Linked DNA regions of Homo sapiens: region 1 is linked to region 2. Evidence: chromatin contacts called from ENCODE Hi-C or POLR2A ChIA-PET data. All regions are on one chromosome and are shown on one strand. Each heading gives the region's core, a stretch centred on a gene start or an enhancer-like site at or near the end of the contact. The rest is flanking DNA. Distances are from core to core; before and after follow the strand shown.

Region 1 (3,411 bases), core at 295-2,794, 79 kb before region 2:
GTCCTCGGGGACCTCCTGAAGGCCCCGCAAGCTGCAGAAGACAGCCACAGCCCCTGCGTGGTCAGGGCACCGGCAGGGCTGTGGGCAGGCGGCGCCCAGGTGCAGGCAGAAGAGGAGGAAGAGACAAGACTCCCGGGTGGAGACCAGCAGGAGCGAGGGGCGAGGTGGGCGCACGGTGCCCATCCTGACCTGACCTGGGGACGGGGACACGCGAGCCTCTGCTAGGGCCTGGGGATGGAGCTGGTTTCCGCAGGCAAGGCCTTATCCAACCAGACATGAAACCGCCATCCTGCCCCGCTGGGAGAAGCAGTGCAGTCCACTCTGGCAGCTCTGAAAGGGAAGACGCAGGAGGGAGCGGAGAGGGAGGGAGGGTGGTCAGCACTGCCGGCTGCGGTCACCTGGGAAACGCGTCCACTGGTGGGGAGGGTGTTGAGGGCCCACTGAAGGGTCTGGGGTGGGGAGCACGCCTCCTTAAACAGCTCTGCCTGTAACTTACTTCTGGAGACTCCCAATGCGCCCGGGAGGAGCGTCCCACAAGTGCAGGGAGCTGGCACTGCCAGGGGGCTCCGCATGGCCCAGTGGGTGGTCACTGCGGCCACCCCTGGCCACCTACAGCACCGCTGGGGACCAAAGGCCGGGCGGCGGAGTGGCGGCGGCTTGGACCACCCAGCCCCTCCCTCCTCAGGGTGGACGCCAGGAGGACGGTGACGGCTGCAGCTTCTCCCGAACCTGGAGCGCGGGTCAAGCTGGGCACGTGGCCGGGCACCAGCGGGCGCTCGCGCGCCAGGGGCTACTCCAGCAGCCAACGCCTGGCTGACTCCGACAACCCCTAAAAACTGTCATAACCCAGCAAGCCCTTCCCTGCCAGCCCTAAAGGAGCCGCGGCTCGCACCGGGCACAGAACCGCGCCTTTTCTTTCAACTGCCTGAAGAAGGAAACCGAGAAAACAGAGAAGCCAAGCCCTGTGCGCGCGGCCCGCGCTGGGCGTGGACGGCGGGGCCGCGCGCGGAGCCGGCCGGGAGAGGCTCGGACCCCCAGGACCTCCAGCCTTTAGACCCTCCGGCCCTAGGACCCCCGGAACCTGGGACCCCCGAGACCCCAGCACTCGCGGCGGGGGGATGGTCATGGGGTGGGTGGGAATCCACGCTCCCAGGGCTGGGCGGGGGCTTTACCTGCGCGGCGGCGGCCGGAGGCTGCTCTGCGCGCCGCTCCCGGGCCTCTCGGAGCCCGCCAGACCCAGCTCCACGCCTGGCGCGGCGGCCACCCCGCTGCCCCTGCGACCGCGCCCGCGACCACTAGCTGGGGAGGCCGCGACTCCGGCCTGCGCGGGCGAGGGGCGGGGTGGGGCGGGGCCTGGAGGGGGCGGGGCGAAAGGCGGAGACAGGCTGTGTCGATTCCCCGCGGGGGCGGGGAAGGGGCGGGGCATGTAAGGAGACCGGAACGGGATTTGTGGTTAGGCGGGGGCGGGGCTTGAGGGCGGGTTCTGCGGCAGGGCGGGGCCTGGAAGAGATGGGGGAGGGGCATGGGAGGGGCATGGGAGGGGCCGGTGGTGCGGCTTTAGATGGAGCTGGTACTAAGACCCAGGTCGCAGGGGCTGTGGGCGGGTTGTGGGAGTAATTGTGGCATGCTGGGGGCGTGGTTGTGGGGCTGAGGACGAGGTGGTGGGGGCTGAGGGCGTGGTTATGGGTGGGGGCGGGGTCTGCGCGCCGGGAGGGGCTGTGGGTCCAGCCCCTGCCCCTCACTCTGGGCAAATCCCCTCTTCCCTCTGGCATCAGGACTTCTGGGGCTTGAAGACCCTGGGTCTGCGGGAAGCCCCTGCTGAGCGTCCCTCGCCTACCCCGTGGCCAGTGGGTGAGTAGGGCTAGATCTCCGCCCATCTAGGTCCCCTTCTGCTCCAGCTCCAGCGTCTGACATCCCAAGGAAGGAACGCAGGGTGGGGGCATTTGAGCCGGACCTGAGCCATCCTCATGGTTTTCAAAAAGTAGCCTTATTGTGGTGTAATTGACAGACGGTAAGCCACATATTTCAATTTGGTACGTTTTAACACTCGGATACTCCTGTGAAACCATCACCACAATCAGCATAGTGAACACCCCGGGTTCCCTCTTGGTCATCTCTCCCTGCCCTCCCTCATCCCCAGGCAAGCACTGATCTGCATTCTGTCACTACTGATTACTTTGCATTTCCTATGATTTGCACAAATGGAATCATATAATATGTACTTTTTGTGTAGCTTCTTTCACTCAGCACAATTATTTTTGAGATTTGCCTGCGTCATTTGGTTTGTCAATGCGTATTTCTTTTACAGCTGCATGGTACTCCAGTGTATGAATGTACCACAGTTTGTGTCCATTCACCTGCTGGTGGGCATTTGGGTTGTTTCTGGTGTTGGCTCTTACAGATAAAGCTGATCCGAACATTGTGCACAAGTCTTTGGATGAATGCTTTTCTTTCTCTTGAATAGATGTCTAGGAGTGGAGTGGCTGGATGCCACGGTAGCCATATGTGAAACTTTTTAAGAAACTGCCAAAGCGATTGTATGGTTTTACATTCCACATCCTCCCCAGCACTTGGTATGGTTTGTCTTTTTAATTTCAAATACTCTAATAGGTGTGTGGTGATAGATGGAACTGTGGTTTTAATTTGCGTTTCCCTGTTGGCCAATGATGTTGAGCATCATTTCATCTGTTTATTCTCCATCTCCTGTAGTAAGCGTTGAGTTCAAATCTTTTACTCACTTTTAATTGGGTTGTTTATTTTCTTATTATTGAGTTTGGGAGTTTGTTGCATATTCTGGATACAAGTCCTTTATCAGATATGTGATCTGTAAATGCTTTCTCCAAGCCTTTGGATTGTGTGTTCATTCTCTTAACAGTTTTTCAAAGAGCAGAATTTTTTAATTTTGAGGAAATCCAATTTATGTTTTTCTTTTATGGATCCTGCTTTTGGTGTCATATATAAGAAATCTTTGCCTCACCCAAAGTCACAAGGGTTTTAGAGTTTTAAAGGTTTGCATTTGGGTCTATTACCTATTTTAAGTTTATTTGGGTTTATAGTATGAGATATGATTCAATGTTTATTTTTTGTGTATGTGGATAATCAGTTTTTTCCAGACTGTTGAAAAGACTATCCTTTCTCTTGTTTGCTGAGAGTCTTTTTAATCAGGAATGAAAGTTGGATTTTGTTTTTTCTGCATCTATTGAGAATCTTTTTGCGTGATGATCTATTAATATGATAGAGTATAATGATTGATTTTAAAGTGTTAAATCAATCTTGTGTTCTTGGGATAAAGCCCACGTGGTCATGATGTATTATCATTTTTATATGTGGTTGAATTATTTAATGGATATACAACTGCTGAGTTTATTTTATTCTTGACTGAATGTATGTAGTTTGTATCGCTCAAGAAAT
Region 2 (3,404 bases), core at 891-3,390:
AGCCAAGCCCAGCCTCCTCCTCCAGGCACCTTCCTCCGACCCGTCCTCCACCCACCCAGAAGCAGCCCCGACACAGCGTAGATGCTCTTTCTCTTCTTCTGGTGGGAAAGCTCATCGCCCTCTTGCCAACAGTCTTGAGTTCTGAGACAAGCACTTTTGGACAGTCATCTGCCTGCAGCAGGACGGGCCCACACATGCCCCCTCCCACCTGGCCATACTCACGTGCAACGTGCCCGGGCCGCCCTCCAGCACCACGCACACGATGGGGATCTTGATGGCCACACCTAGAAAAAGCACACAGCCGAGTGAGGGCCACACCTAAACAAAGCACGGAGCCGAGTGAGGGCCACACCTGAACAAAGCATGGAGCCGAGTGAGGGGACAGAGGTGGGGGGCAAGACCCTGCACTGAGGGCACTCTCCCCTGCCCCCTGCTGGCTCCAGCCTAACCACACACTGAAGCACCTGCTGGGAGGCCTCTTGCCAGTGCTGAGTCGCCGTTTAAAGTCAAAGCTCCACATTCCCAGGGGACCTGCCTGTTCCACATCAATGAGCAGACTCAAGAGCCCCCCGCCACCCACACTTCCCCGCTCGCTTGCTTCCCATCCACCCCTGCCTGCTTTCTTGGGAGGGAGGGAGAGGGGCTATGGACAATCAGAGCTGAGGCCCCAAGCAGGTGGCACAACCTGCCACGCGTGGATGCGAGCAGCATGCGGCACGTCCATCCTGTGTCCATCCGCCCAGCCCCACCCTGAACTTCATCCAGCCCAACAGCAGTGGAGCCTGAGAAGGACTTGGCAACCCCTTTCCCCAGGCAGCAAACTCTGTCTGTGAGCCCCCCATGGGCCCATCGTCTTCACACACTCACCCACACATCCCACCCCAGATGTCCTAGTCAAGCAGGTTCTCAAAGTGTGGTCCCTGAACTGCAGCATCGCCCTCACCAGGGAACGTGCTCCTACTAGTCAAGCAGGTTCTCAAAGTGTGGTCCCTGGTCCCTGAACTGCAGCATCGTCCTCACCAGGGAACGTGCTCCTACTAGTCAAGCAGGGTTCTCAAAGTGTGGTCCCTGGTCCCTGAACTGCAGCATCGCCCTCACCAGGGAACGTGCTCCTAATGCAAGTTCTCAGCCCACCTGGAGCTGCTGAGTTGGACCCTGGGGCTGGGGCCCACAAGCTGGTGAGGAACCCTCCAGGGGAGTTCGATGCACAAGGAACCCTGCAAGGGACCCCAGCCCACCCAGCCACAGGTCAGACACCTCCCGTTCACCATCTCCTCTTTGAACCCTCCTCAAGTGATATGCAAAACCCCGCACTTGACCTCCCGACGTCCTCAAACCCATCCCATCCCACCTATGAGGAAAAAGGTATCAAATCCTAAGTTTTGACTATCGTACATTCTGATTTCTGAACCTGAGAGCAGACCATGATCAAGGTTTAAAATAATTGTAGGGCCAGGCACAGTGGTTCAAGCTTGTAATCCCAGCACTTTGGGAGGGTGATGGGAGGATCCCTTGAGCCCAGAAGTTCGAGGCTACAGTGAGCTGAGATCACACCACTGCGCTCCAGACCCTGTCCCAAAAAAAATGTAGGTTGGCCCATTACCTGCGAGCACACAGGTGAGCTGCCAGCCCCCCAGACCGCCCTCCCACTGGCTAAAATGGGCAAGAGAAGATGACCCTCCTGGAACAAAGTATAAAGAGACACGGGAAAGAAACCCAGGTGTGTTCTGAGGACGTTCCGAGTACCATGAACATCCTGGTTGTGACCAGCTGTACCTGACAGTCTGACCAGCTCACCGCGCTCTCTGCCGAGTGCCACGAATGACCTGTGACCAGCTGTACCTGACACTCTGACCAGCCCACTGCACTCTCTGCCAAACGCCAGGCCTGTTGAACGTCCTGGTCGTGACCAGCTGTACCTGACACTCTGACCAGCCCACTGTGCTCTCTGCCCAATCACCCTCGAAAGCAAGCTCCCCTACCTCCTCTTTCCTTGGTCTGCTCCGATATGAACTTCTCCAGCCTGGTCCTCAGAGGAATCTCCACCCCGTACTGGCCGTGGGTCCCGTCGTCCACGAGGATGAAGTGAGAGTGGTTGCTGTCTAGGCAGGTCAGGTTCCCTTGGCCATCCTCATCCAGTATGTACTCGGCGGGGAAGCTGCCCTGGGATGGCCAGGAAGCGTCAGACACTGCTTCTGGAAAGCTCTGCCTCTCTAACGCGAGCAGGCTGAACACCGGCCCTCACAGAGACCAGGTCCCAGTCCCTGGAATCTGTGGACGTGGCCTTATTGGAGAAAGCGACTTTGCACATGTGATCGAAACATGAGATTAACTTGGATGATCCGAGTGGGCCCAAAATACCATCACAGGTGTCCTTACAGGAGAGAGGTGGTGGGGGACACACACAGGAGAGGAGGCCGAGGGACCACAGAGGCAGGGGCAAGTGACATAGCCACAAGTGGAGAAAGCCGGACCCCCCAGGAGTGGAGGAGGCGGGGAAACAGACGTGTGACCCTGACTTCAGAGTTCTGTCCTCCAGACACGTGAGAGACCACAATGCTGCTGTTTCAGGCTTGAGGCCATTTGTTACGGCAGCCACAGGAAACGGATACAGGTCTGGGGTGAGGAAGTGGGCTGCTGCTGCAACAAACACCTAAAAATGTGGAAGTGGCATTGAAACCGGCAATGGGGAGACGACGGGAGGATTTAGAAGCACCATGAATGGAAAACGTCTCAACGTCCTTGAAGAGAATGTTGGTGGGAATGTGGTATTAAAGGCCTTGCGGAGACGGGCGCGGTGGCTCACGCCTGGAATCCCAGCACTTTGGGAGGCCAAGGCGGGAGGATCACCTGAGCCCTGGAGTTCGAGACCAGCCTGGACGACATAGCGGATCTCATGTCTACAAAAATGAAAAAATTAGCCGGGCATGGTGGTGCACACCTGTAGTCCCAGCTACTTGGGAGGCTGAGATGGGAAGATCACTTGAGCCCGGGAGGTCAAGGCTGAGGATCGCACCAACATACTCCAGCCTGGGCAACAGTGAGACCCTGTCTCAGAAAAAAAACAACTCGCAGTAAGGGCTCAGAAGGAAGTGAGGAGCAGGGCAGAGAGGGCTTTGTTGCCCTAGAGCAGGGGTCCCCCACCCCCTGGGCCATGGACTGGTAATGGTCTGTGGCCTGTGAGGATCTGGGCTGCTCACAGCAGGAGGTGGGTGGTGGGTGAACGAGCGAAGCTTCATCCCTATTTACAGCCGCTCCCCATCGTGTGTGTGACTGTCCGAGCTCCACCTCCTGTCAGATCCGCGGCATTAGATTCTCATGGGAATACTAACCTTACTGTGAACTGTGCATGCGAGGGACCTAGGTTGTACTCCCCTTACGAAAATCTAATGCCTAATGATCTG

Evidence for each region. Hi-C counts contacts between places; a loop is a spot of excess contacts on that map. ChIA-PET counts read pairs that join two places held with the same protein, here RNA polymerase II (POLR2A).
Region 1: a map of HL-60/S4 shows a loop between it and region 2 (2.7-fold over the local background). The contact joins the promoter of LRRC3-DT here to the enhancer-like site in region 2. A Hi-C loop is called at or near these places in 7 of 168 maps with a recorded cell type or tissue (GM12878, HL-60/S4, heart left ventricle and 1 more). POLR2A ChIA-PET finds 5 or more read pairs at or near these places in 2 of 52 experiments (K562 and activated B cell).

Annotation. Positions count from the first base shown.
Region 1 is chr21:44,453,417-44,456,827 of GRCh38, reverse strand. LRRC3-DT (LRRC3 divergent transcript) reads left to right here and starts at 1,544. Exons shown (of 4, transcript NR_047476.1): 1 at 1,544-1,584; 2 at 1,776-1,851. LRRC3 (leucine rich repeat containing 3) reads right to left here and starts at 1,318. Exons shown (of 2, transcript NM_030891.6): 1 at 1,173-1,318; 2 at 1-330. The coding sequence starts at 183. RefSeq lists silencers at 960-1,389, 1,478-1,657 and an enhancer at 1,821-2,321.
Region 2 is chr21:44,374,592-44,377,995 of GRCh38, reverse strand. TRPM2 (transient receptor potential cation channel subfamily M member 2) reads right to left here. Exons shown (of 32, transcript NM_003307.4): 6 at 1,983-2,163; 7 at 223-284. Among named protein-coding and RNA genes, the nearest start is that of TRPM2, 23 kb to the right of the region's middle. RefSeq lists enhancers at 1-166, 167-666. Within about 2 kb of position 2,140, at least 3 of the 41 ENCODE cell types and tissues checked have a DNase peak (open chromatin) inside an H3K27ac peak, as active enhancers do.